Regions from separate parts of the Homo sapiens genome. Here regions 2, 3 and 4 are each linked to region 1. Evidence: chromatin contacts called from ENCODE Hi-C or POLR2A ChIA-PET data. All regions are on one chromosome and are shown on one strand. Each heading gives the region's core, a stretch centred on a gene start or an enhancer-like site at or near the end of the contact. The rest is flanking DNA. Distances are from core to core; before and after follow the strand shown. Region 1 has its middle 20 kb from the start of ADAM19. Region 2 overlaps ITK (IL2 inducible T cell kinase). Region 3 holds the start of GARIN3 (golgi associated RAB2 interactor family member 3). Region 4 holds the start of HAVCR2 (hepatitis A virus cellular receptor 2).

The links. Hi-C counts contacts between places; a loop is a spot of excess contacts on that map. ChIA-PET counts read pairs that join two places held with the same protein, here RNA polymerase II (POLR2A). Pooled maps may share reads with other maps.
Region 2: a map with no recorded cell type shows a loop between it and region 1 (4-fold over the local background). The contact joins two enhancer-like sites. A Hi-C loop is called at or near these places in 5 of 37 single-sample maps with no recorded cell type and 12 of 50 pooled maps. POLR2A ChIA-PET finds 5 or more read pairs at or near these places in 2 of 52 experiments (GM12878 and naive thymus-derived CD4-positive, alpha-beta T cell).
Region 3: a loop to region 1 is called in a map of lower leg skin, with 9 times the contacts of the local background. The contact joins the promoter of GARIN3 here to the enhancer-like site in region 1. A Hi-C loop is called at or near these places in 1 of 168 maps with a recorded cell type or tissue (lower leg skin), 1 of 37 single-sample maps with no recorded cell type and 11 of 50 pooled maps. POLR2A ChIA-PET finds 5 or more read pairs at or near these places in 3 of 52 experiments (activated CD8-positive, alpha-beta memory T cell and activated T-cell).
Region 4: a pooled map shows a loop between it and region 1 (3-fold over the local background). The contact joins the promoter of HAVCR2 here to the enhancer-like site in region 1. A Hi-C loop is called at or near these places in 7 of 50 pooled maps. POLR2A ChIA-PET finds 5 or more read pairs at or near these places in 2 of 52 experiments (GM12878 and activated CD8-positive, alpha-beta memory T cell).

What each region holds. Positions count from the first base shown.
Region 1 is chr5:157,592,635-157,599,646 of GRCh38, forward strand. No RefSeq gene overlaps it. Among named protein-coding and RNA genes, the nearest start is that of ADAM19, 20 kb to the left of the region's middle. RefSeq lists a silencer at 1,769-1,868. Within about 2 kb of position 3,982, at least 5 of the 41 ENCODE cell types and tissues checked have a DNase peak (open chromatin) inside an H3K27ac peak, as active enhancers do; they include GM12878, where a contact is called at or near this core.
Region 2 is chr5:157,211,334-157,218,493 of GRCh38, forward strand. It overlaps ITK (IL2 inducible T cell kinase), which reads left to right. Exons shown (of 17, transcript NM_005546.4): 3 at 1-35; 4 at 2,858-2,986; 5 at 6,534-6,574. Among named protein-coding and RNA genes, the nearest start is that of ITK, 34 kb to the left of the region's middle. RefSeq lists enhancers at 5,333-5,392, 5,433-5,512. Within about 2 kb of position 4,023, at least 4 of the 41 ENCODE cell types and tissues checked have a DNase peak (open chromatin) inside an H3K27ac peak, as active enhancers do.
Region 3 is chr5:157,160,707-157,167,866 of GRCh38, forward strand. GARIN3 (golgi associated RAB2 interactor family member 3) reads right to left here and starts at 5,558. Exons shown (of 2, transcript NM_130899.3): 1 at 4,857-5,558; 2 at 1,140-2,952. The coding sequence starts at 5,462. The coding sequence ends at 1,741.
Region 4 is chr5:157,107,753-157,114,387 of GRCh38, forward strand. It overlaps HAVCR2 (hepatitis A virus cellular receptor 2), which reads right to left and starts at 1,292. Exons shown (of 7, transcript NM_032782.5): 1 at 1,174-1,292. The coding sequence starts at 1,231. RefSeq lists an enhancer at 1,079-1,228.

The sequences.
Region 1 (7,012 bases), core at 2,732-5,231:
TCTGTTTCTCCAATTTTGTGGGCAGCAGCTTGCCATATAACCTCACTTCTCCACTGGACATGAGAAGAGCTGATTTTTCAGTTCATCAAGCTTTTTACTTGTTGTTACGACCGAGTGGTGACTTCTAAGCTCCTTTCATGCAGGACTAGAAACCGGAAGTCAAATATTTTTAATAGATAATGATGCAAAATGTATCATAGGAGCCAGCTTCCTGCAGCTGTTTCCCCTCCTCAGCTAGCAGCCACCCTTCCCTAGGTGCTTTTTCCCCTTTCTAGATAAAGCCCTGGTGGGATTTAGAGGTTACACCAACCTTTTGCAGACATTTCACTCCATTATCTTCTTTGATCCATTCAAAAAGCCATGTGAACTGGGTGTTAGGATCCCATTTCACAGAAGAGAAAATTGGCATTTTAGGGGTAAACAACTTCCCCAAGGTCACACAGCCAGGACACAATTCCAAGAGGGAAAAGGAGGAAAAAAAGATAGAACCCTAGCATGGGAGTTTTCTCCCACGGAGATGACGTGGGGATACAGATTTCAGAGCAACAACCTTTTGCATTTATAGCCACACCCAAAGGACATCTGGGTCCATGAATTTTTCATTCAGCTCTATGCAAAGCGCTATGACTTGCCCTGGAAACAGAGGTTCCTGGGTAAGAGCCCCTGCCTTCTAGAGCCTCACTAGCCCAAGTGTGGTCCACAGACCAGCAGCATCAGCAGAACCTGGAGCCTATTAGAAATGCAGACTGTCAGTTCCCACCCAGACCTCTTGAATCAGAAGCTGCATTTTAATAAGATCCAAAAAAAAAAAAAAAAAAAAAACCCAAGGTGATTTGGCTGCTACTTAAAGTCTGAAAAGCATTGCTAGGAGACAGTCCAAACTTGATTTTACATATGGTAAGAGAAAACAAGTGTTTTCCTGGAACGGAAGCTAAGGATTGGAAAAGCCCAGAAAAAGAGAGATTGGATATAAACAAGGATCGTAGGAGGCTTCATGAAGGAGGGGTTTTGAAGTTGAGCCTTGAAGCAGAAAAGTGCATATGAACAAAAGTACAGAGATGGGAAGTGTTTAGTGTTTGGGGAAAGGCAAATGGCCTCATGTGACAAGAGGGAGAGAGCGGGAGGTGAAATTAAGAATAATAGGAGCAAATGGTCAAGGATGTTTTCTGTATGGATAATAAGGCAGCTGGAATCCTCTTTGTGAGAGGTCATGAGCTGGTGACCTGTGGGCCAACACAGTGTTGTAAAAATAATTTGGATTGTAGTTGTGTCCAAAATATTTTCAAAATGTTAAAAATTTAATTATCATAAAAATACATAGTGAGCATTTTCCAGGTTTTAATTAACTAATCAGAGAACCAGCAAGATCACCAAGGTGGTTCAAAAAAGGACAGGAAAAACTAGACAAAAGGAACTCTAAAATAAGATTGAGATCCAAACTGGTTAATAACCTACAGGGCAATAAAACTACATTCTTTGGGGTTATCTTCTCTACCAGACGATAATCGTTTACAGCTTTACTGGACAAAAAAAAAAAAAAATCATTGACAATTTATTCGTTTTCTGTAATTTAACATCCAACTTTACAGAGTTATAAAATGTCAGACCCCTAATTAATCACAAACAGTAAACAGCAGGTGAAACAATCTTGTGTTTCCCTGGAGTTAGACAATGCCCTGAACAGAAAAGACAGTGAGTGGTTAAGGGCAGTGATTCTCAAACCTAAGCTTAAAGCAAAATTCCCTGAAGGGCTCATTACAACACAGAATGCTGATCTCCAACCTCAGAGTTTCTGATTTAGTACATCTGGGGCAGACTGATGATTTGTTCTCAGTTGATGCAGATGCTATTTACCAGGGAAAACCCTTTGAGAACCACTGATCTTAGATGCCACTGAATGAAAGAAACTGCAGTCATTCTTTTGCCTCATTTCCAAATTTTGGATATTTTTTCTGAACAGTTGCCAAATGTTCAAAAATCAGAGAAAAAAAATTCCTGATTGTGGCTCTTATGAAAAATTAGAAAGTCAGACAATAGTAAGTCTAAATTCTCCCGTGGTGACAATTGCTTAAAGCTCAATATCAGTTGCTCCTTTTTTTTTTCACTAACCCTAACCTACATCACTCATTTATTTTGCTGGCATTTGATTTTGATATCCCTGCAAAACATGGTGGAAACACAATGCAGAATTTGGAGGAGGAACATGAGTGCAGCTGGTTAACACCTATCTCTGTATCACATCTGATCAGCTCAGGCACCCAGGGCTGGCTTCCCAGAAGTACAACCCAGGCAGTTGCACAGGGCATCATTCTCAGGAGAGCCTCACACTTGATTTAATGCTCTGGTATTGCCATTTTGCAATTCTTAATAATTTTTGGAGAAGAGGGTCTCACATTTTCGTTTTGCATTGGGACCCACATATCATGTAACTGTTTTGCAGCCACCTCAAAGTTTGGAATCCACACTTAAAGGTGACCCTCTCATCACCAGATTGCTAAGGAGAGGAGGAGGTAATTCCAGAATCAGAAACCTAGGGGATACTTTAGAAACCATCTTGCCCTGCAGATAGGGTCACCATTTCATTTTATAGCTAGGGCTACTAAGGTCCAGAAAGAGGAAATTGACTTCCTCAAGGTCATGGACAAATCCTGAAAAGGGAACCAGATTAAAAGTCTGAAGTGGTGAGTCTGCAAGGCTGTGAATACTAAGGCTGCCAGCAAGTTTATGTATCTGATATACCCCTGCATACCAATATGAAAATTCCTGTTTTTCACTTAGCTCAGTCAACTTTGGGTTGATCTGGTTGAAGCAGGAGAAGGATGTGGATAAAACGGGAAGAGTGGGGGTGTGATCTTTAAACAGATCAAGAAACTTGTATAAACAGACCCATTTAGAATAAGGATTGTGAAAGGAAAAAATCTTATATATGAACTCCACCCCTATGTTTGTTACAAAGGACAGATCTCCACCTAAACCCCTAAATAAACTGCAGAGGCAAAAGCATTCAGGAAAAACCCAGCAATATACTACCCAATTGAAAATGGCAATCAGCTCAACATCCCTAATCATCAGAGAAATGCAAATCAAAACTACGATGAGATACCACACTCTAGTCAGAATGGCTATTATTAAAAAGTCAGAAAACAACAGATGCTGGCAAGGCTGTGGAGAAAACGGAATGCTTATACATTGCTGGTGGGAATGTAAATTAGCTCAGCCACCGTGGAAAGCAGTTTGGAGATTTCTCAAAGGACTTAAATAGAACTACCATCAACCCAGCAATTCCATTACTGGGTATATATCCAAAAGAAAATAAATCATTCTACCAAAAAGACACATACACTCACATGTTCATTGCGGTGCTATTCACAATAGCAAAGACATGGAATCAACTAACCTAGGTGCCCACCAGTGGTAAATTGGATAAAGATAATGTGGTCCATATACACCATGAAATACTATGCAGCTATAAAAAAGAATGAAATAATGTTCTTTGCAGCAACATGGATGCAGCTGGAGGCCATTATCCTAAGCAAATTAACACAGGAACAGAAAACCAAATACTGCATGTTCTCATAAATAAGTGGGAGCTAAACATTGAGTGCATATGGACATAAATATGGAAACAATAGACAACGGGGACTACTAGAGGGGGAAGCGGTGGGGCAAGGGTTGAAAAAAAAGCTATTGGATACCATGCTTACTACCCGGGTAATGGGATCATTCACATCCCAAACCTCAGCATCATGCAATATACCCATGTAACAAACCTGCACATGTACCCCTGAATCTAAAATGAAAGTTGAAATTATTGTTTAAAATGGCAATCAATAAAGCACTTAATTTCAGCTGGCTCCACTTAGCCAGAGAACAGCTCGAAGACCTGTAGGTCTCGACTGCCTAGTTTTAGGTTAATGGCTGCACACACTCAGAAAGTCGAGTTCCTGCAGCTGGTTGAGTGGTAAGTTGAAGTGAGAATTAGGCAAATAAGTCAGCCCTTGCTCACATCTGCTCTTGTGGTCTGAGTGGGTGGATCTTCCTCTCCTCCCCAACCACTGCTCAGGAATAGTCAAGAACACAACGCCTGGGTGTAGAACTGCATCATTAAACCCACTGTGCTTGGCTCAGTGATGGGTATATGGCCCTAAGCTGGACCAATGGGCATCTTCCCCAAGACTCTTGACAGCTCTATCAAAAATTTGCTTTCTTCTCGTCTGAGATGGTAAGCAATATAAGTTTGGAGCTATGAGTTGTCTTCTTGCTGCCATGTCAGGAAAGAACCTGTCTAAAAAATGAAGTCAAACAGTGGTAAGAGGTATGGAGAAAGAGAGAGACAAGGTCCTAGTATTATTATTTGAACCTGTGGATTTAGCCATGCCTGAAGTCAGCCGCCTCAACTTTTCAACTACATGAGCCAATAATTTTCTTTTTTGCTCAAGCTAGTCTGAGTTAGAGGTCTGTCACTTGTGACTGAAAATATCTCAATCATGCAAAGGCCTCCTCCATTCTAGGCACTGTGCTAGCTGCTGGGATTATAAGAGTGGACAAAGACACATGTCATTCCTATCTTCACGGTACTTAGCATCTAGTGGGAAAGATGACAGTAAGCAAGTGAGCAAATACACATATACATAAAATATAATAATTACACATTGATATTTGTAAACAATTGATGCTAAAAGAGAGAATGAGAAAGGAGGACTACTTTAGACAGCATGGTGGGGTAAGGCTCTCTTGAGTTGTTTTTTGAGCTGAGAGTTTGTGGTTGGTATGAAGAACAGAGGGAAGAAAGTTTCAGGTGGCAGAGACAGCCACCATTCTCAGGCTTGAAAGGCCTCTATTCATTCCAGGACCTGAAAGAAGGCCTTCATTCATTCACCCATTCAACAAACATCTGTTAGACGGTGTCAAGTGCTAAGTACAAGGAGATAAAAGCAGCCCCTGGAGAGTTGATAAGAGACATTGAAAGCTATACAAATGTTTGAACCATGTTATTCAGCAATTCCACTTCTAGAAATTCAGTCAAAAGAAAATAACAGGAATTTCTGCAAAAACATAGCTATCAGGATGTTCATTGAAGCGTTATTTATTTTTTTAACTCTAATTGAAGTGCCACAAACATACTAAAAGAGTGCACATAGACCGGGTACGGTGGCTCACGCCTGTAATCCCAGCATTTTGGGAGGCCGAGGCAGGCGGATCACCTGAGGTCAGGAGTTAGAGACCAGCCTGGCCAACATGCCGAAACCCCATCTGTACTAAAAATACAAAAATTAGCCGGATGTGGTGGTGCATACCTGTAATCCCAGCTACTCAGGAGGCTGAGACAGGAAAATTACTTGAACCCAGGAGGCGGAGGTTGCAGTGAGCCGAGATCGTGTCACTGCCCTCCGGCCTGGGTGACAGAGCAAGACTCCGTCTCAAAAAAAAAAAAAAGGATGTACATATCACAGTAAACAGTTCAACTATTTTCACGGCCTGAACACACCCACATTATCGAAAAAGAAAAGAGAACATGCCCTGCACTCCAGAAGTCCCCTTTTGCCACCTTCTAGTCACAAATCCCCCTTTAAGCAAGGGTAACTACTAGCCTGACTTCTAATAATATAGATTAATTTTGCCTCTTTTTACTTTATATAAATAGAATCATCCAGTATGTAACTTGGGGGAAAGGGATATGGGAAGGTCTTGGCTTCTTTTGCTTAAGTTTTGTGTTTGTGAGATTTCACTATATCGTTTATGTAGTTATAGATTGTCTGTTCTGCATAGTATTCCATTATCAGAATGAACCACAGTTTAGTCATCCGTTCTACCATTTATAGATATTTGGGTTGTCTCTAGACTGAGACTATTACAAACAGTGCTGTTGTGAGCATTCTTTTGGTTAATATATATTTGCATTTCTTTTAGGTATATACCTAGGACTGACATTGCTGAGTCATAGTATATGATCAGCTTTAAAAGATATTGTTAAACAGTCCAAGAAAATGGTTGTATCCATTCATACCTCAATCAACTTTGTAAGAGAGTTCTGGTTTCTTCACATGGTTGATAACACTTGACATTTTCCATTTTTAAAAAAAATTTAGCCATCTGGTGGGTTTGTGTTGGTACTGACTTTTGGTTTCAACTTTCATTTTCCTGATAGTGAATAAGATGATTAGTGAAAATCTTGTCATCTCTTTGTTGGCCATTAGATATCCCCTTTCCCAAGGAGCCTGTTCAAGTCTGTTTTCCATTTTTCAAGTGGGCAAGCTGTTTTTTTCTGTTGGTTTGCAGGAGTTCTTTAAATATCCTGGCTACAAGCCTTTGGTCAGTCATATATATGAAAATATATTCTTCCACTTTACAGGGTACGTCCTTACTCTCCTTTGATACAAAGCAATTCTTAACATTAATATCTTAGAATTCATCATTTTTATGAGCACTACTTTTTGTATCCTATTTAAGAAATTGTTGGCCAGGTGCTGTGGCTCATGCCTGTAATACCAGCACTTTAGAGGCCAAAGCAGACAGACCTCTTGAGCCCGGGAGCTTGAGACCAGCCTGGGCAACATGGCAAAACTCCGTCTCTACAAAAAAATACAAAAATTAGTTGGTCATGGTGGCCCAGGAGGATCACTTGAGCCCGAGAGGCAGAGGTTGTAGTGAGCCAAGATCACGCCACTGCACTCCAGCCTAGATGACAGAGCGAGACCTTGTCTCAAAAGAAAAGAAAAGAAAAGAAAAGAAATTGTTTCCCACCCCAGGAGCAGAAAAATATTCTCCTATGTTTTTCTCAAAAAACTTTACTACATTCATTTTACATTTAGATCTATAACCTATCTGAAATTTATCTTTATGACGTGAGGTAGAGATCAAGATAATTTTTTCCATATGGCCGTGTTTCCCAAATGGTGCACCAAGTCACCCTTGGGCACTGCAGTAAACTCACAGAGGGGCCATGGGACATTTTACCTTTTTGAGGGAAGCACAGTGACAACTGTTGGATACCATATAAACTGTTAGCTGG
Region 2 (7,160 bases), core at 2,773-5,272, 380 kb before region 1:
GAGCCGGCAGCGCTGGGTGCTGGCCCTTAAAGAAGGTAATTAAACTCCTTTGCCATTGAATCACTGACACTCTTGATCCTATAGTAGGGTTGGGTTCCACAATAGAATAGAGTGTGGTGTGAGAGCAGCTGATGGCTGATTTCTCTTTTGGGGTTGGTGGAAGTTCCCAAGTTTTCATCCTGGGCCCAGGAAGCAATAACTGGTATCATTCAGGGATTGACCAAATCCAGCCTGCTGTCTGTTCTTGTCAGGCTCTGAGCAATATTTGTATATAACTCATTTCAAATAGTTTAATAAGTACCTACATAAGATGCTTGATTTTGTCTCATGGTCAGTAAAACCTAAAATATTTACTGTCTGGCCTTTTAAGAACAAATTTGCCAACTCCTCGTATAGTATGAAGAAGCAGAGCATAGGCCCTCATGTGAGATGACCTGGGTTTAAATCCCAGTCTGTCACTTGCTATGTACACTTGGGCGAGTTCCTTAATTGCCTGTGCTTCAGTTTCCCATCTGTTTAAAAGGAAGAAAAGGAAGGGATAACAGCACCTGCCTTTGGAGCTGATGTGAGCAAAGTCCTAGAAACTAGGTTGGCCCATAGACAGCATGCAATAAATATCAGCTAGCTTTCAAGCTTTTCAGACCATTGGTAAGGGTATTTCTTAAGCCTTACCTTCCTGATGGCACAGTTAGAGGCAGCAGTGTTTAAGCACATGGGATGTGGAGCCAGGCATGAAGGTGAAAATCCCAGCTCTGCCAATGATTAGCATGTGACCCTGGGTAAGTTCCTTGACCTTCGTGTGTCTCTATAAATTTTGACTAAAAACAGTCATGGAGCTGTTGTGAGAATTGAATGATTGAGGACTTAGAAAAATACCCATCCCAAAGAAAGCCCTGGATCAATGTTACCATTATTGTTCTTTAGCCTGAAGCACTGGATGTGTCAGAAGATCTGGGTTCAAATACTAATCTGCCTCTACGAAGCTGTGAGGACCAAGGATAAGCAAACTATTTGTTATCTCTGGAGCTGCAATTCCTCTATCTGAAAAAAATGAGAATAGAAATACAAGTTGTATCTTATCCCGAGGTTGTTGTGAGCCTTAAATCGGTTATGAGCAGACAAGTGCTGGGTGAATGGGGAAGTGCTCTCCGTTCTTACAGTCTTGGGACATACAGCAAACACAAAAGTAAGAAGTAATCAAAATGGGCTGGGCGCAGTGGCTGACACTTGTAATCCCAGCACTTTGGGCAGCCAAGGTGGGAGGATCACTTGAGCTCAGGAGTTCAAGGCTACAGTGAGCCATGCTCATGCCACTGCACTTCAGCCTGAGCAACATAGTGAGATCTCATCTCTACTAAAAATAAAAACATTAGGCAGGCATGGTGGCACATGCCTGTGCTCCCAGCTACCCGGGAGGCTGAGGTGGGAGAATCACCTGAGCCTGGGAGGTCAAGGCTGCAGTGAGCCAAGTGAGCCGAGCCTGGGTCACAGAGCAAGACCCTGTTCTTACCCCACCAAAAAAAAAAGAAGAAAAAAAAGGAATCAAAAGGGCCCCAGCTATGGTCATTGGCCATTTGCCCTCTGTGAAGGGATTTTATACACAGGGTGTTAAAACTGGAAGGAATATTAGAGATTAGATATCTAGTTCTGTGGTTGGTTCATTTATTTATTTATTCATTGAGACAGTGTATTAGTCCATTTTCACACTGCTATAAAGATATGCCCGAGAGTGGGTAATGTATAATGAAAAGAGGTTTAATTGACTCACAGTTCTGTATGGCTGGGAGGCCTCAGGAAACTTACAATCATGGTGGAAGGTGAAGGGGAGGCAATCACCTTATTCACAAGGTGGCAGGACAGAGAATGACAGAAGGAGGAACTTGCCAAATACTTATAAAACCATCAGGTCTCATGAGAACTCACGTATTATCACAAGAACAGCATGGGGGAAAATATCCCCGTGATCCAATTACCACCACCTGGTCTCTCCCTCAACACGCAGGAATCATGGAGATTACAATTCAAGATGAGATTTGGGTGGGGACACAGAGCCAAACGATATCAGACAGGGTCTCACTCTGTTACCCAGGCTGGAGTGCAGTAGCACAAGCATGGCTCACTGCAGCCTCGACCTATTGGGCTCAAGTGATCCTCCCACTTCAGCCTCCTGAGTAGCTGGGACTACAGGTGCATGACACCATGCCCAGCTAACTTTTTTCTTTTTTTTTGGTAGAAAAGGGGTCTCGCTATGTTGCCTAGGCTAATCTAGAACTCCTGGACTCAAGTGATCCTCTTGCCTCGGCCTACGAAAGTACTGGGATTACAAGCATGAGCCACTACACCCAACTCTGTTCTGTGCCTTATGTATGTATTTGTTTCAGTAGCAGACCCCCCTTTTTTTTCCAACCAAAATCTTACTTCAAAGCCACAAACCTAGAAGGGAGAAAACCAAAGTGGCTGTGGTTAAAGGTAGGAGAGGTGGGGGGTGGTAATTCCACCTTCTCAACCTTCTCATTACCCTTAAGGCACCTTTGTAGAGCCCAGTGTTTAACAATCTCATTGCATAGTGGGGGAAACTGAGGCTCAGATAAGGGTTTGCCCAACTTAAGAACACATAACTAATGCAAGGCAGAGCCAGACGCAAGCCTAGATGTGCTGATGCCTAAATGTAACATGAACTACCCCAGTAAATAGCACAGTGCATTTATGCGCTCAGATCAACCCATGCTTCTGAGTGGTCTGGGCAATACTCATTCAGGCTCACTCAGCCAGGTCTAATCTCGAGGTGTTATAAAATTGGTAGCCCTTGATAGACTGACCTGGAAATAACTCTTCTGTTGGTGCCAACCTGTTTCAGAAACGAGGAATAATAACAGTTTGGTGCCTAAATATCATCCTAATTTCTGGATGGATGGGAAGTGGAGGTGCTGTTCTCAGCTGGAGAAGCTTGCAACAGGCTGTGCCCAATATGATCCAACCAAGAATGGTAAGAGACTGGGAATTCCCTCTAGTTTTTGTGAAATGACCATAAAAAAGTAAAAGCTTTTGGCCTTTAATCATTGAGGGTGTCAGGAACAGAATGCAAAATTCTACATTTTCAGAATTTTCCAAGAGGAATCATCTGTCTTTCCTACCAGCCTGTTGGTGCTTCCATCTCAAAGCTGATGTCTACAGCTCCTAACCACTTGAAGTGTGCTCTTTGGACCAGCAGCATCAACATCTCCTAGGAGTTAGTTAGAAATGCAAATGATCTGGCCCCACTCATGACCTACTAGATCAGAATTTTCATTTTAACAAGATCCCAGGAGACTTATGTGCACAGTACAGTTTGAGGAGCCCTGCTATAACCTGCATTTGAATGGCATGGTCTATTTAAATCTTAATTAAAGAGGCAGCCTTAAGAGATATAAAATATTTATGTCTTACAGTGACATCATGTCACACATAAATTTAATTACACAAATTCAACTCTATACCCTTAAAGGTGAGAGGAATTTTTTTTCTTTTACATTTTACTCTGTGATTTCTCCTTGCCTCCTCTTCAAACTTGCCCTTGACCTCCACAGTCTCAGAGAGGAGAAGGCCGCAGTCTAAATGCAAAGTGAAAACAAAAAAAGCTGTTTTTTTGCCTTTGACAGTAAAGGCTCAGGTCCAGGGGATTGGGCTGCAACTGGATTTTATTGATGACTTTGGAACCTTAACCTCCAGTCGAGTACAACTCCACTCGAATGCATTTCACATTTATTATGCTCTTGTTCCTCTCAACCATCTGGGGTACATGGCGTGATGTTAAGGGAATGGGCTGCCTTGAGCAATTCAGTATGCTCCGGGTCACACCGCTGGAAGTGCTCTGCAAATCCATTGTCGAATAGGAATAATGGCCCATGTGGATTGTTTTCCTTCCATTTTCCTCTCTTCTCAACCTCTTTTGCCATAGTTTCCCTTTCTCATTTATTCTTTTGTGCGCTAAAACTTAATACTGAAAATTGGCAACCCAAGGCGGATGTAACACATGGCTAGGTTTTCTGTGGCTTCCTGATTCATAGGCCCTCTCATTGCCACTTTAAAAACCACCACTTTTCACCCTGCACCTTGGGGAAAAAAGCTCTTAGACATAATCGATCCCTGGGCCCAGAAGAACAATACTTAACAAGTTTTAGAAATTGGTAACTATTCAAGTGATCCTACACATTAGTCCTGTTTACCATATTCATGCGGGCCAATATTTAATAAAAATGAAATGGAAAGTTTTCTCTGGATAGGATCCACCATAATAACAGAACGGCATGGGCTTACCTCTGTGAGTGAAAGCCCTTTCCAAAGTCAGTGATCTGGTCTCCAAATTTCTGCCAATGCCTTGCTGTGGGCCCTCAGATGAGTCACGTGGCCATCAAGGGCCCCAATGTCCTCATCTCAAAAATGGCAGGGAGTTCTGAGGGGCTTAGGATGAAATAATACCTAAGCCCTTTTCCAATTCTGAAATTCTTTGACTTGGTATTTCCATTTTGTAATTTTCACCATGCATGCTGCAGCTATTCCTCTTCGGGGCGCAAGTATTTCCCTCCTCCAAGTGATACACATGTGACTGAGGTGCTAGGGACATCTGAATGACTCACCAGAATGCCAGTGGGGGAGGACTGGTCATGCTGAGCTGTTCCCCATGTGAAACCAGGGCCTGAGCACTCTTGGGGTCCTGCTGTGGTTGTCATGCAGTCACTGTGCTAATGGTTTTGCTTTTGCATTGCAACCCATTGCCATATCCTCCTCTGAGCATCTCCTCACTCTACCCTCTTCTGATTTGGTTAAATAACTTCATGGATCTGAGTTTTGCACAGTTGAGAGCAGAGTTTTCAAGAAGCACACTGCACTGTGAACGCAGCTTATGGTCATCACCCTGGATGAAGGCTCACAGGATTCCTGGTACCGAGCACATTGGCAGTGCGGGTCTATGAGCACTGGGCTTTGGATAATCCCTCTGAGCCTCTAAGAGCATTTTCTCACCTGCAATATGGGGATAATGATAATAGATAGCTATGTGTAAGGCTGGGAGATTCAATGGTGTTGTGGAAAGCAGTACAGCTGCCAACATTTACAGAGTTCTTGATAAATGGTAATTGTGTCTACTTGTCTTCCTTATTGGTGGATGAAAGAATCTGAGGCTGAGATATAGCCTCAGAACTTGTATGGGTCTGGGAAGCAGCAGAAGTGGATGAGTAAAAACAGACCCAGCCACACCCAACCCATAGTAACACCCATTTCTGCAACCAGAACTGGCCCTGATCTCCCCACTGTGGGGAGGGAAAGGAAGGAAGGGAAAAGCAAGGCCAGAGGACGAAGAAAGAGAGACCAGTCATAGAATGTCCAGGGCTGGAAGTGGCCAAGGCTCACAGCTAGTATTGGTGAAGCCAGAGTTAGAACACCAGTCTCCCAGCTCCAAGTTGAGTTCTAAATAGGAACCATACTTCCTATTACAGGGGTTTTCCTTCTTCTGTGGTCATTGTATACCCAGGTCACTATCCCAGCCTACTCTTTCTTGGCAAGTCTGCACGGGACTGGGCTCCAGTGTCAATGTGTGACTCTCCTCTACCACATCCCTGATGTGAGCTGTCCAACTTCAAGTCAACCTCATACAGAAATGAGGAACTCATCGTCTACCTATGCAGCCCATTCTCTTCCCATCTCTCGTTATTAAGGACGTCTTTGTATTAGCCTGAAGTCTGTGCAGTGCCTCCCGTACCACAGAGAGCCCCAGACACAGCCACACACCTTTGATTCATTGAGTCCAGGAATGGCCTTTGCAGAGCTACAAAGGAGAAATAGTGAGAGATGCATATGAAGAGATGAGAGGAAGGAGAGAGAGAAAGAGAAAGAGAGAGGAGAAGAGAAGAGAAAGGAGGAAAGAGGGAAGAGAGAGGAGAGCTAAACAGACGGAGACATGGAAACAGAGATAAGCAGAAAGACAAAGACAGAGAGATGCTGGGGTTGGTATAGTTTGAAAGAGGCAGAAAGAACACATATTCAGATGCCTTAAGGCAACTAAAAGTGGATCCCAGCCCACTCAAAAAGCAGCACAATGACCTCCCACCTCAGCCACCCCCTCCTCAAGCCCACAACCATATCAGGAAGCTAGTGAGTCACTGTCCCCCTGAGTCACCAATTCCCACTCCTGAGCTTAGCAGGTGGCAGAGACATTCCCGGAAGTCTCTATGCCTACAGGGAAGGGTGCAAGTCTAACCCCACTGGCAGGCTTTTCCTGGGAATACAGAAAGAGAGGGCCCCCGAATATGGACTTCTGGAAGCTTCTGGTGTGTACTAGAAAAGGGAATCAGAAACCAGCAGGCCCAAGGAGATAAAAGACAGCTTCTGACAAGGCCAAGTCAGGTTTCACTGTGTCTTATTGCTCCTTCTGGCCCCCTTTCTTCTGTTGTTTTCCCTGGGCCCTTTTTCTCAGAAAAACCCCCTGGCTGCTCACTTCCGGTTGGGTCCATTAGTTTTCATGCTCATTTTTTCTTTTCCTGTTTTTCTCTTTTCAGCTTCAAAGAAGCCTCTTCCTCCTACTCCTGAAGACAACAGGGTGAGTGAGAGCGCTAGCTCCGGGTGCAGGTGGGCCCACAGGCTACCTGATTGGCATGTTCCTATTTGCATGTCCCCCTCTCCCCATAGTTTTCAAACCCTGGCTGCATGCAGCAGGCTGTCATGATTCAGCAGAACTCAACACATTGGGTATTTTTGGGCTTGAACTCTCTTGGGGGGTCTGTCCACTTAAAGGACCATTCAGCTGCTAAATCTCCATCTCACTTTATTTATTCAACAAATACTGATATCAAATTGGGTGGCCATTCACCTGACCACTTTGGAGTATAGTAGCAGCTCACTCTACATAAAAGTGTGTCTGGCATGGTGGCTCACGTCTGTAATCCCAGCACTTTGGGAGGCCAAAGTGGGAGGATCGCTTGAGCCCAGGAGTTCGAGACCAGCCTGGACAACAAAGTGAGACCCCCATCTCTAGAAAAAATTTTTAAAAATTAGCTGGTGTGGTGGTGCACACCTGTAGTCACAGCTACTTAGCAAGCTGAGGTGGGAGGATCACTTACTCCCAGGAGGTCGAGACTGCAGTGAGCCATGACTGTGTGCCACTGCACTTCAACCCGGGTGACAGA
Region 3 (7,160 bases), core at 4,308-6,807, 430 kb before region 1:
TTCAGACTTAGATATTCTGTCATAAATCTGTCATGTGTATGTGTAAAAAGGAAAACATTGGTGAAATAAATTGATTAGGGCATTTCTAAGGCAGTGATAGTGACATGCAATTGACACCTTGCTGACAGATTTAAAAACAATCCTGATTTCAGAGATATTAAAATAAAGATACAGTAACAACACCCCATGAATACAACCTCTTCTTTAAGAAATAGAATAATCACTATTCTGTTGAAACTCCTTGTGTGTGCCCCTCAGATCAGACATCTCTCCCTTTATCCTATAGATAGTCACTATCCTTAATTTTGTGATTATCATTTCCTTGTTTTTCTCTATACTTTTAGCAAATATATATCCCATTGTTGAATCTTATTTTTGAGCTGTTCTACAAATTGAACTATATCATATATATTTTTGTGACTTGCTTTTAGTATCCCACATTATGTAAGATTTATCCATGCCAGCCACACATGGTGGCTCATGCCTGTGATCCCAGCACTTTGGGAGGCCGAGGAGGACGGATTGCTTGAGGTCAAGAATTCGAGACCAGCCTGGCCAACATGGCAAAACCTTGTCTCTAGTAAAAATACAAAAATTTAGCTGGGCATGGTGGTGCATGCCTGTAATCCCAGCTACTCCGGAGGTTGAGGCATGAGAATTACTGGAGCCTGGGCAGCCAAGGTTGCAGTGAGCCAAGATTATCCCACTGCACTCCAGCCTGGGCAACAAACTGAGACTCTGTCTCAAAAAAATAAAAAATAAACATTTATCAATGCTAACATGTATAGCTGCTATTCATTTTCACTATTGTAGATTATGCACTGTAGTCCATTCCACAATTTATTAACTCTCCTGTTTGATGAACATTTGGGCAATTTCCAGGGTTTTGCTATTACAACTTGTTTTACTGTAAACATTCTCCTAGTTGTCTACTGGTAAGCATATGTGAGAATTTCTCCACTGTCTACACCTTGGAGGAAGACTTGTTAAGATTAGATCAAGAGTCAGCACACATTTTCTTAAAGGCCCAGATAATATTTTAGATTCTGTGGGCCATATGGTCTCCATTGCCACTACTCAGAGCTGTCATTTTTAGCGTGAAAGCAGCCATAGGCAATATGCAAAGGAAAGTCTGTGACTATGTTCCAATAAAACTTTATTTACAAATCCAGGCAGCTGGTAAGATTTGGACCTCAGAACATGATTTGCCAATTCCTGATCTAGAAGAATAGATTTCCTATTCTAATTGCCTACAAATACTGCTGTATTGCTCCTTCCTACCCTGAATATCCCCTGAGGGGATGTGAATCCTGTCTCTGCATAGGCTAAGAACTGGACTGAATGTCCATGTTCAGGGGCATTCAGGGAAAAGAGGAGAATGGGCGAGGGGACATGGTGGTGGCCATGCATCCCAGCTCTTAGTCTGTGGCTTTGACAGTCTCGGGGAAGCAAAAGGGATTGAGGCAAAGCTGAACACTCACGTTGGCTCTGCTGGCCGTGGGCGGGTGGTGGAGCTCTACTTGCCTGGAGGCTGGGGTCTCCAGCTGTAGCATAGCCACCATCACAGAAGCCACTGTGAGGTCACCACCAGGCTATGGGCAGAAAAATTCAAGCAGGAGATTGTATTTCTTTTGGAGTTGTACGATTTCCTTTATTATTTGAACTGCAGTAAAGAAAGCTGGGATGGGCTCCTCTAGGGATACTTCCAGATCCCTGGGCGGTTGTAGCCCTGGCTCCTCTTTAAATGGATTTGGTTTCAAAGACGATCATCTCCGTCTTCTCGGATGTCATAGTGCCACTGATCATCTCCAGCTCCTGGCCACCCTGGGCTTTCTCCACTTTGGCCTCTATGTTTTGCTTCTCCACCATCTTAGCCACGATATCTACCTCTCTGTCATGTGATGTGACCCTTGTTTTTGAACCAGGAGTGGCCCTGAGGCTCCTTAAAAAAGAGCTGATCTTACTGGCTTTCTTTTGTAAAGCTCCTGTGCTAGATGCAGATTGGTTCTTCCCCAGTTCCTGAGTTGTTCTCGACTCCTTTTTGGTGGAGCTGTGGGTGGAGCTCTTGCGAGAGGAGCCATGTCGCTTGCCCCTTACGTTGCTGTACCCTTTTTCTTTTTTGTCATCTCTCGTGTTTTTATGGCCAGATGCGGACCGGTGGGAAGACGCTTTCTGATTCTTGTCCCCCGCTCTCCTGCGGTGACTTTCACCTGCCTTGCGGTGATGAGAACTTTTCCTACTGGGATGTCTGTCCTTCTTTTCTCTTCTTTCCTTGTTTTCATTCCAGACTTCAGCACTGGGCTGGGAAACTTTCTGGCTTCCATCTCGTTCACTCATGTAGCCTTCGCTTTGCAAGGTGGAGATGAGGGGTCCCACTGCTGGTCCTTCAGTTCTTTCTGCTGCACACTTGCTGGTCGTAATACTGCCTGCAAACGCCGCACTCAAGCTGCTGTCTTGGGAGAGACTGGCGGCCCCCGCCATCGAGGTGGAAGTACCTTCCAAGGAGGTGCTTGCAGCACCCACCAAGGCCAAGCTAATACCCTCTGAGGATATGTTGGCAGCACCTGCCATGGACTTGCTGGATTCATTTTCTCCTGGATTTTTGATAGCTGCTCCCGCCAGCGCTGTGGTCACTTGACCTGGGCCTGCAGATTTGGTTGTTGCTATGCTCATAGCACCTGTTGCAGGACTCATTGCTGCCCCTGCTATTGCCACATCTGTTCTAGGTCCTGTTGCTGTTCCTGCCACTGCCATGCCACCTGCTGTCCTTGCTGCTCCTCCTTCAGCAGCCCCTGGAGTGCTCGTGGATGGAGAAGCCGCACTAGCCGTTCCGTGGGAGGCATGTTGGATTCCCTCTCCCCCAGCATAAGCAGAAGAGGTGGCTGCAGATACATCACAAGGCTTGTAGAGCCCAGTCTCACTCTGATCCCCTTCTCTGTGGAGCTCTGCAGCCTATACCAAGGGGAAGAGAAACAGATGAGATTGAGATGACTGAAAGGGAGATCAGAACTTTCTACTCCTCTCTTATCCTGGAGTTAATTCAAGGGCTTATAATTAGAAGAACCTGGGTCGGGTGTGGTGGCTCACGCCTGTAATCCCAACACTTTGGGAGGCCAAGGAGGGCAGATCGCTTGAGGCCAGGAGTTCAAGACCAGCCTTGCCAACATAGCAAAACCCCGACTCTACTAAAAATACAAAAAATTAGCTGGACAGGATGGCGCATGCCTGTAATCCCAGCTACTCAGTAGGCTGAGGTAGGAGTATCGCTTGAACTCAGAAGGCAGAGGCTGCAGTGAGCCAAGACTGCGCCACTCCACTGCACTCCAGCCTAGGCAACAGAGTGAGACACTGTTTAAAAAAAAGAAAGAAAGAAAGAAAGAAAAAAGAAAAAAGGAAGGAGAAGGAGAACCTCTAAAATCATTAAGTCTAAGTCTTTTGTCTTTTTTTTTTTTTTTTTTTTTGAGACAGAGTCTTGCTCTGTCGCCCAGGCTAGAGTGCAGTGGCACGATCTTGGCTCACTGCAATCTCCGCCTCCCAGGTTCAAGGGATTCTCCTGCCTTAGCCTCTTGAATAGCTGGGACTACAGGCGCCCACCACCATACCTGGCTAATTTTTTTGTATATTTAGTAGAGATGAGGTTTCACCATGTTGGCCAGGCTGGTGTCGATCTCCTGACCTCTGGTGAGCCGCCTTCCTTGGCCTCTCAAAGTGCTGGGTTAACAAGCATGAGCCACCGCACCCGGCCTAAGCCTAAGTCTTGCTCTCATTTCTTGCCAAGTTCCATCTACAGCACCCCTTCAATGGTCACTCAGTTTTGGTTGAGCAATTCCAGTACCAGAGAAAGTACTGATACAATTCCTCATCCTTGGACATTGTATTTTACACACTTATTTTTACGTGCTCTGCAGGACAGATTTCCAGAAGTGGGATTGCACAGTCAAGGGATACACTCACTTTACATTTTGGTGACTACTACGATTGTGCACGTGCATACACACACACAGGGTGTGCTGATTGACACAGAAATCAGTGCCTGGTAGTCACAGGGAGACAGACTGTGACTCAAATCGAAGAAAGACTTCTTCATTGTTAAAAATATGGCACAGCACTTTAGTGGATGATAGTGAAACCTCATCTCCACTAAAAAAAAAAAAATTATAAAAATTAGTTGGACGTGGTGGCAGGTGCCTGTAATCCCAGCTACTCAGAGGCTGAGGCAGGAGAATCTCTTGAACCCAGGAGGCAGAGGTTGCATTGAGCCGAGATCGTGCCATTGCACTCCAGCCTGGGAGATAAGAGCGAAACTCTGTCTCAAAAAAAAATTGCACAAAAATCTGTACAGTCTCCAGTTGCACATTGGAGACTCAGAAGGGTTGGAGGGGGTGAGGGATGGGAAATTACTTAGTGGGTACAATGTATATTATTCAGATGATGGTTACACTAAAAGCCCAGACTTCACCAGTATGCAATATAGTCACACACACAAAGCTACACCTACACCCCTTAAATTTATACAAATAAAAGTTCCACAACAAATCAGACCACCTGGGTTGGGGTATTAAGTGTTCAAGAAAAGACTGACGATCAGGATGGTGTAGAAAGGATTTCAACCCTGGGTGTGAGACCAGAGTAGCTGATACCTAAGGTCTCTGAAATTCAGCCTTATGGGACACACAAGCCCTCCCACCTCCCAGTGTGGTAAGTCCCCTAGTAGTGGCTCATTTGGTCCTGAGCCCTTGCACATGCAATACTTTTTCCAGGTGGGCCTCAGAAGGCACCAAAGGCTTTGTAGGACTGGCTTTGAACTGCTCCCCCAAAGAACCTGCCCCATGTTCTCGAGCCTTTGAGAGGCTTACCACTAGGCTTTTGTTGTCTTCGGGTGGTGCGTCCCCAGATAGAAGTGTTGGGGTACTGCAGTAACTCTCTACTGGTGGCCTCAGGAGATAGACAAGTTTTTCCCAATAGCAAAAGAGATCTTCCCGTGTGTCAGAAGAGGGACACAACTGCAGATAAAAAGTACGGCCAGTGGCGAGTTTCAGGCGCAGCTGCTGTTTCTCATGATCGTGGATGGAGATCTTCACAAATTTCAAGGGAAGCAGTCTCGTGAGCTCTAGAGTCTTGACGGGCCTGCGACCTCTCCCCTTGGCAAACCGGCCCCATCTGACATGCTGTTCACAGATTTTAGTTGGTTGGGCCAGAACCATGACGTCAGGCAGTGGGAGGATGGGGCTGGTGCAGACGATGCCCACTGTCACCATTCGGACACGGTTGTGTACATCAATCACCTCTCCCTTTTTGTTTATCTGAATAAAATTACTCTCGAACATTGGTGCATACTTGAAAATGTTGTACTCTCCTCTGTTGTACAATTGTCGTTGCAGGTCCCCCATGGAGGTTTTGAACGCACTCATTGAAGAGTAGCTGTGGGCTGTGTAATAAGGTAAACAAGATTCATTGCTCATGGTTCTCTTCGTTTAAGACAGCTCCACCAGCCACAAATAGAGTCCCCGAGAGAGAGACGGAGAGAAGGTAACTGCCCATCTCCCTACAGGACTTCTGCCTAAATCTCCTGGCACCACCACATTTATCCCCTGCAGTCCTTTGTGACCTGTGCGCATCTCACACCCCTTTGTCCTAGCCTCCATGTAGCTATCCCCTCTGGTCAGTGTCACCAGCCTCCCCCACAAAACAAATCAATGCCTCCACAGGGGAGAGGCTGACCCTGCCTGGGGTGTAGGTGTGGGTAGGCTGGGTGTTCTTTTCAATCAAAATGCTGGGACACATAATTTATGAACCATTCTGCTTTTATAAATATCTGGGTTGTTTCCAGTTTTGCTGTTGTTACAGTTACCCCTTCAAGGATCATCTTCTTGCAAAAATTTTTTTGCTTGGGCTGAATTACTTCCTGGGGGTAAAATCCTGGGTGTGTATGGTGTGCTTGCTAAGGGCAGGGGTGCTGTCTAGATGCTGATCTCTGTGTCTCCAGTGTGTAGGTAGCACAGTGCCAGCAGGCACTCAGGGATAGGTGTTGAATGAATGGTCTGAAGGGACTCCTGCTCCCCATCAGAACTACAGAACCAGGGTTCCATCTGTGTGCTGATTTTCAGGATATGGAGGATTTTCTCACCTAGTCTCTCATTTGAAGCAGTTAATTTTTTTTTTTTAATGGAGTTTCACTCTTGTCACCCAGGCTGGAGTGCAGTGGTGCAATCTCTGCTCACTGCAACCTCTGCCATCCAGGTTTAAGTGATCCTCCTGCCTCACCCTCCCAAGTAGCTGGGATTACAGGTGCCCACCACCACACCCAGCCAATTTTTGTATTTTTAGTAGAGTCAAGGGTTTTTCACCATGTTAGCCAGGCTAGTCTCGAACTCCCGACCTCAGGTGATCCACCCTCCTCAGCCTCTCAAAGTGCTGGGATTACAGGTGTGAGCTACCCCACCCGGCCGGAAGCAGGTTTATTTTTTAAAACATCATTTTAAAGTGAGAAAACCAAGGCTCAGGATTGTCTTACTTGAGGTCAGAGTCCAAAGCTGGATTCTAGGTCAGAGCTTTTTCTCTTCCTCAAGCTGCATGGCTCACTGATAATCTCATTCTGCATCAGAGCTAGTGTCATTGGTAGTTAGTGATGTGTGTGGGGATTTACTGGGAACCACAGGAATTCTTGGAGGTCTTGAATCACCGTAGGATTTCCCACACTGATATGTCTGCTGCTTCAGTCTTGATGCCTGCTTGATAAACCACTGACGTTCCGTTTCTTTTTAAAGCTCTTCTGAGAAATGGTGGCAAAGACATCTTTCTGGAGTTTTTGTTTTGTTTTGTTTTACTTTGCTCAAGGTGAAGAATCCAAATTCCCCCTCCCCCAGCTAGAGAAATACTTCTGAAATAAACATACATTCCGCCAAACTCAATCATTACCATGTGGAGGTCTTGAAATAAACTTCAACCACAAAATGTTATTTTTGTATCCCCCAGTGCCAACTGCAGTGCCTGGCACATTGCAGCTTCGCAGTAAATATAAACTTGCTTGTGCCCATTGAGATTCATTCTTCCATTTATTTATTCAAAAAAGTTTAATGAGCAAGTATTTTGTTTGGGACCAGCTAGAAAGTGGAAATGCAAAGATAAAGTTTCCTATCTCTGAAAAGCTGAAATATTTT
Region 4 (6,635 bases), core at 42-2,541, 490 kb before region 1:
GGTGCGGTCACCCTGGCCAGACACAAATGCGTTATCTGATTGTTTCCCTACCCCATTTTGTCTGTGTTATCTAATGTAAAATGCAGATTCCCCATATTTTTCCTCTGCCCCCCCCCCTTTTTTATGTGAAAACTGAGTGCTTCTCAATATCCCACCTTGTCCCCTTTAAATCTGGAGCCCTCAAAATCATCTTCTGAGAAAGTCATAGACCTGTCTCTCAGGTGCCTCCTTAACTTTGGCAAACAAATCTCCTAAAATGATTGAGACTTGTCTCCTCATTTTCCTCAAATGACAAAGTTAATTCCATTAAAAAAAAACTATATATATTTTATATATGATAAAACATTCATTATATATTTTCTTTTGATTTTTTATGTCCCCTTTGTTTTCATATGACTCAACTACAGTAAAAACATTCAAACACTATCAAAGGTGTATGAAAAAGTGGCCGGGCACACGGTGGGTCACGCCTGTAATCCCAGCACTTTGGGAGGCTGAGATGGGCAGATTACTTGAGGCCATGAGTTTGAGACCAGCCTGACCAACATGGTAAAACCCTGTCTCTACTAAAAATTAAAAACATTAGCTGGGTGTGGTGGTGCACGCCTGTGATCCCAGCTACTCCGGTGCCTAAGGCAGGAGAATCACTTGAACCTGGGAGGCGGAGATTGCAGTGAGCCAAAATGGTGCCACCACTGCACTCCAGCCTGGGCAATAGAGTGAGACTCCATCTCAATTGAAAAAAAGAAAAAGAAAGAAAAGAAAAAGAAAAAAAGGAAAGAAAAGAAAAGAAAAATATGCCTTACTCTCCCAACTCTTTACCATTCCCTGGTTCCTTTTCCTAGAGCTTATACATTAAGAAATGTCCACATATTCCTGCTCCCCGACAATGCACACACACAAATAGAAGCCTAATATATGCATTATTCTGCAACTTTTTTTCTTTAATAACATTATAATTTTGAGACATTCTATACCAGTATGTTTTGTCAGACTCACTGTTTGTATCATGATTATATCACATTTATTTACCCACTCCCTCATCGACGGACATTTAGGTTGCTTCCAAGCTTTTGCTATTACAAACAACATTACAATGGCCATCCTTGTATCTCTCCCTTGTCCTCTGTACAGCACCATTATGTCATTGTAAATATCCATGCCGAGACTTACTTGTAAGTAGTAGCAGCAGCAGCAGCAGGACACAGTCAAAGGGAAGATGTGAAAACATGGAGCTTGCAGAAGAAAAGTCAGAGGACACCTCTGTTAGGCACAGTTTTAACTCTCCAAATGGACTGGGTACTTCTTCCAACTGTCTACTCCACAATCACATGAGCAGTAGCCGCCCCCACTGAGTGCTAGCTCAGCACACCCGGGTGTCTGATTGCCAGTGATTCTTATAGTAACACTGCCAGGTCTACAGTCACATTAAAGGAAACCAAAGTTCTCTGTCATGCCACACTACACACATCCTGTAAGTGTTCTGATGTCTGTCCTGTGATATCAACAAAGAGGAAGCAATACTTCAGTGGAAGAAAACGCTACTCAGTCATGGCACATAAAGAGAACCCTCTAATAATGTCTCAGATGAGATACACCTGAAATGGAGCATGTCCGAGTCCATCTGACTAGCGGGGAACACAAAGTACAGATGCATCATCCATGGATTCATTCACTCAAATCAGTCCCTTCATCAGGCCTGTGACCAAAGTTTATGAAGCCCCTACTTTGCACCAGGCACTGGACTAGGAAGTGGAACACAACAGTGAATGGCATGTTCCTTATCCTCACATTTACAGACCATAGCAACTCCCAGCATAAGCCTCACTCTCATCCTTCTTCTAACACAGATTAGGTTGTATCCTATAACCTTGCTGAGTCTCAGTTTCCTCATTTATATAATTTATAAAATGAGAAAATTGTATTAGATAATACATGCATGGCTCTCTGTTCTAATATTCTGACTTTGACCTTCAAACTTCCAACTCTTCAATTTAGAAAAAACATGTTCCTTTTGGCAACAGTTCCTTTCCTCTACTCTGAGTAGAATTAAGGGGATCTTGGTATCCTGTTTCATCTCATGCATACAAGGTGCCCCCTCTCCCCTACCCCAAGAGGCTTTGGCCATGAATGATCAGAAAGTGTTGAGTTCCAGCCACACTCCCATAACTGAGGTAACAGCTTAGACTCACGTAGCCTCAGCTCTGGGAGTGTGACCTTTATCTGGACACCTTAAAAGCAAAAGCTTTTTTTTATAAAAGGGAAGTGAGCTCACAGGCTGAGTGGTTTCTGAAAAGCCAGTGGCCTTCCTCTATGTCTTGCCTTCCTGAGTTTCTTTGTCATTCACATTTATGCCATTAAATGCATTGGGTATAAATACCAAATTTGTTCAATATAAACAAATGGCATTTAATATAAATATGCAACTTGTTCAATGTGTGTACTTCCCATAGCATTGCAGAGTGGCAGTTACTCAAGAGATCATAATCAATTTCTCATTTTATTTTATTTTATTTTTATTTATTTATTTATTTTTTTGAGATGGAGTTTCGCTCTTTTTGTCCAGGCTGGAGTGCAATGGCATGATCTCGGCTCACTGCAACCTCTGCCTCCCGGGTTCAAGTGATTCTCCTGCCTCAGCCTCCTGAGTAGCTGGGATTACAGGCATGTGCCACCACCCCGGATAATTTTGTATTTTTAGTAGAGACGGGGTTTCTCCATGTTGGTCAGGCTGTTCTTGAACTCCCGACCTCAGGCGATCCACCCGCCTCGGCCTCCCAAAGTGCTGGGTTTACAGGCATAGCCACCGCGCCCGGCCAATTTCTCATTTTATAGACAAGGAATCTGAGACTTCAGAAAATTGATTTGCCGAAAGGCACATGATTGGTGATTTAGAATGAGAGCATAAGCCCCCTAAGTGACAGATTTTTTCCACTATAAATTATGTTTTATTAATTTAATGTTTGTCTTCCCACATAACTAATAACCAGCAAATGACCATATTCAAGCATAAGGTAGAATAGATTAAATATGGGGTCTGGGGTTATTTTTATTAGCAGCATGAACTTGGTCAAGGCTCTTAAAAGCATCAGCCCTCAGTTTCTGTGTTTTGTTTTGTTTTGTTTTTGTTTTTGTTTTGAGACAGAGTCTTGCTCTGTCGCCCAGGCTGGAGTGCAGTGGCGCGATCTCGGCTCACTGCAAACTCCGCCTCCTGTGTTCAAGCAATTCTCCTGTCTCAGCCTCCCAAGTAGCTGGGACTAAGAGCGCACACCACCATGCCCGGCTAATTTTTGTATTTTTAGTAGAGACAGGGTTTCACCATATTGGTCAGGCTGGTCTCGAACTTCTGACCTCAGGTGATCTACCTGCCTCGGCCTCTCAAAATGCTGGGATTACAGGCATGAGCCACCGTGCCCAGCGATGTTTTGTTTTTACCACTTTGTTTTCTGCTCATTTCTAGAATTGCTACTGAGACCAGCTTTATAAAACATTAACAATTTATTAGTTCATTAAAGTCTAGATATGAAGGGGTCTAGAGATCTCCTTTAACTCTCTTGTGTGTGTAGGGAGCTGGTTCTGAACATTTTCATGTTCACTTAACTTTTATTTCCTGTTTATTTTCTTAAAAACTTTAGATAATACATTCAAATAGTTAAAAAGTAAAAGGAATATAAAAAGCTCAAGAAGCCTTGATCCCATGATCCCATCCTTCCATGTTTACCCCCATTTCTCCCACCTATGCTATAGGTTTTCTTTTTTTTTTTTTTTTGACATAGAGTCTCGCCCTGTCACCCAGGCTGGAGTGCAGCGTCACGATCTCAGCTCACTGCAACCTGCGACTCCCAAGTTCAAGCGATTCTCCTGCCTCAGCCTCCTGAGTAGCTGAGATTATAGGCACCTGCCACCGTGCCCAGCTAATTTTTGTATTTTTAGTAGAGATGGGTTTTCACCATGTTGGTCAGGCTGATCTCGAACTCCTGACCTTGCAATCTGCCCACTTCAGCCTCCCAAAGTGCTGGGATTACAGGCTTGAGCCACTGCACCCGACCAGGTTTTCATTTTCATAAGTTTCTTGTGTATACTCCCAATGCAAACCCAAGAAAATAAAATATATATTCTCATACTCTCTTTTCTTAGACAAAATACCATATACCTTTTTTGAAACTTGCATTTTCCTATTGTTATTTGCTGAAATATTTATTTTTAAAATTTTATTTATTTTATTTATTTTATTTTTATTTATTTATTTATTTATTTTTTGAGATGGAGTTTCACTCTTGTCTCTCAGGCTGGAGTGCAATGGTGCTATCTCGGCTTACTGCAACCTCTGCCTCCCCTCAGCCTCCCAAGTAGCTGGGATTATAGGCACCTGTCACCATGCCCGGTTAATTTTTGTATTTTTAGTAGAGACAGGGTTTTACCATGTTGGCCAGGCTGGTCTCAAATTCCTGACCTCAGGTGATCTGCCCGTCCCAGCATTCCAAATTGCTGATTACAGGCAGGAGCCGCCGCACCTGGCCCTTTATTTTTTTTTAAATTTGTTTTAATTTATTTTTAGAGACAAGGGTCTCACTAGGTTACCCAGGCTGGTCTCAAACTCCTGGGCTCAAGGGATCCTCCTGCCTCAGCCTCCCAAAGTGCTGGGATTACAGGTGTGAGCCACCATGCCGAGTCTGCTGAAATATTTTTAAACGAATCCCAGACATCGTGCTATTTCACTTTTACGTACTTTAGTGTGCAATCTTCCTTTTTAAAAAATGGGCATTCTGAAGCCGGGTGTGGTGACTCACGGCTGTAATCCCAGCACTTTGGGAGGCCGAGGCAGGTGGATCACCTGAGGTCAGAAGATCGAGACCAGCCTGGCTAACACGGTGAAAACCCCATCTCTACTAAAAATACAAAAAATTAGCCAGGCATGGTGGTGGGTGCCTGTAATCGCAGCTACTTGGGAGGCTGAGGCAGGAGAATCGCTTGAACCAGGGAGGCAGAGGTTGCAGTGAGCCGAGATTGTGCCACTGCATTCCAGCCTGGACAACAAGCGCAAAATTTCGTCTCAAAACAAACCAACCAACAAACAAAAATGGACATTCTGCTAATATAATCATAATATCATTATCGCACATAACAAATTTAATGATGCCTTAGAAGCACCTAGTACTTCAGTCTATAGCCAAATCTCCCTGATTATCTCAAAAATGTCTTTTTTCAATCAGTTTGTTTAAATCCAGATCCAAACAAGTCCCAGCATTGCATTTGTTTGCTATGTCCCTCAAGTCTCTTTTAATCGAAGACAGTCTGCCCTCCACCCCCTTGCCATTGGTTATACAAACCAGTTATACAAACCAGGTTTTGTCCTGTGAAATGCTCCACATTCAGGGTTTGTCTGTTTCCCTGTGGGGTCATTTACATTATTCCTCTTTTCTTCGAATTTGCTGAAAATGAAAGTTTGCTCTAGAGGTTTAGTTGGAACGTGGTTTGACTTCTTGGCAAAAACACGTCACAGCTGGTGCCTTGTGCTTCACATTTCATCACAATTGTCTGGTTGCTCCACAGCATGCAACCTTCTTTTTTAAATGTATTTAAATTTTTTTTTTTTTTTTTTGAGACGAAGTCTTGCTCCATCACCCAGGTCAGAGCACAATGGTGCAAACTCGGTTCACTGTAAACTCTGCCTCAAGCAGTTCTCCTGCCTCAGCCTCCTGAGTAGCTGGGATTACAAACACGAGCCACCATGCCCAGCAAATTTTTTGTATTTTTAGTAGGGACAAGGTTTCACCATGTTGACCAGGCTGGTCTCGAACTCCTGACCTTAAGTGATCCAACTACCTCGGCCTCCCAAAGTTCTGGGATTACAGGCATGAGCAACCGCGCCCAGCCTAAAATCTTTTGTTTCAGCTCATGTAGAATGTCCTCATTCTTTTTTATTTTTTCGCTCTGTCCCCAGGCTGGAGTGCAATGGCGCGATCTCGGCTCACTGCAAGCTCTGCCTCCCAGATTCATGCCATTCTCCAGCCTCAGCCTCCCGAGTAGCTGGGACTACAGGTGCCTGCCACCACGCCCGGCTAGTTTTTTGTATTTTTAGTAGAGACTGGGTTTCATCGTGTTAGCCAGGATGGTCTCGATCTTCTGACCTCATGATCCGCCCGCCTTGGCCTCCCAAAGTGCTGGGATTACAGGCGTGAGCCACCGCGCCTGGCCGAATGTCCTCATTTTTTTATTACAGCTACATAGACTCCATTAGATGAACTCACTGGGCCAGGCACAGTGTGCATAGAGTGTAACTCTAATTATGCAAAAGTTCATAAAATGGAAGTTAGAGCCAGATCAGGAGACAGGATAATATGGGTTATTTAGATGGCAGCATCCGGAAAATCTCAGTCCAACTAGAATCTTCCCTACACAATTGGGAAGTGCAGTGGAGTAGATACTGGGGAGTAACCACAATGACCACTTAAGGTGGGGACCCTATATGTACTTAAATTGAGTTGATAATTAACTTGGTTAAATCACATCTCAGGTTACATAGACCTAACTGAGATTAGTTCAAAATTTTGCAAAGGAAGAAACAGGTTGAATATTAAGGGTAAGAGGTTAAATTAAGCAATTGTGAGCCAGATGTTCTGACTTCCAGATTG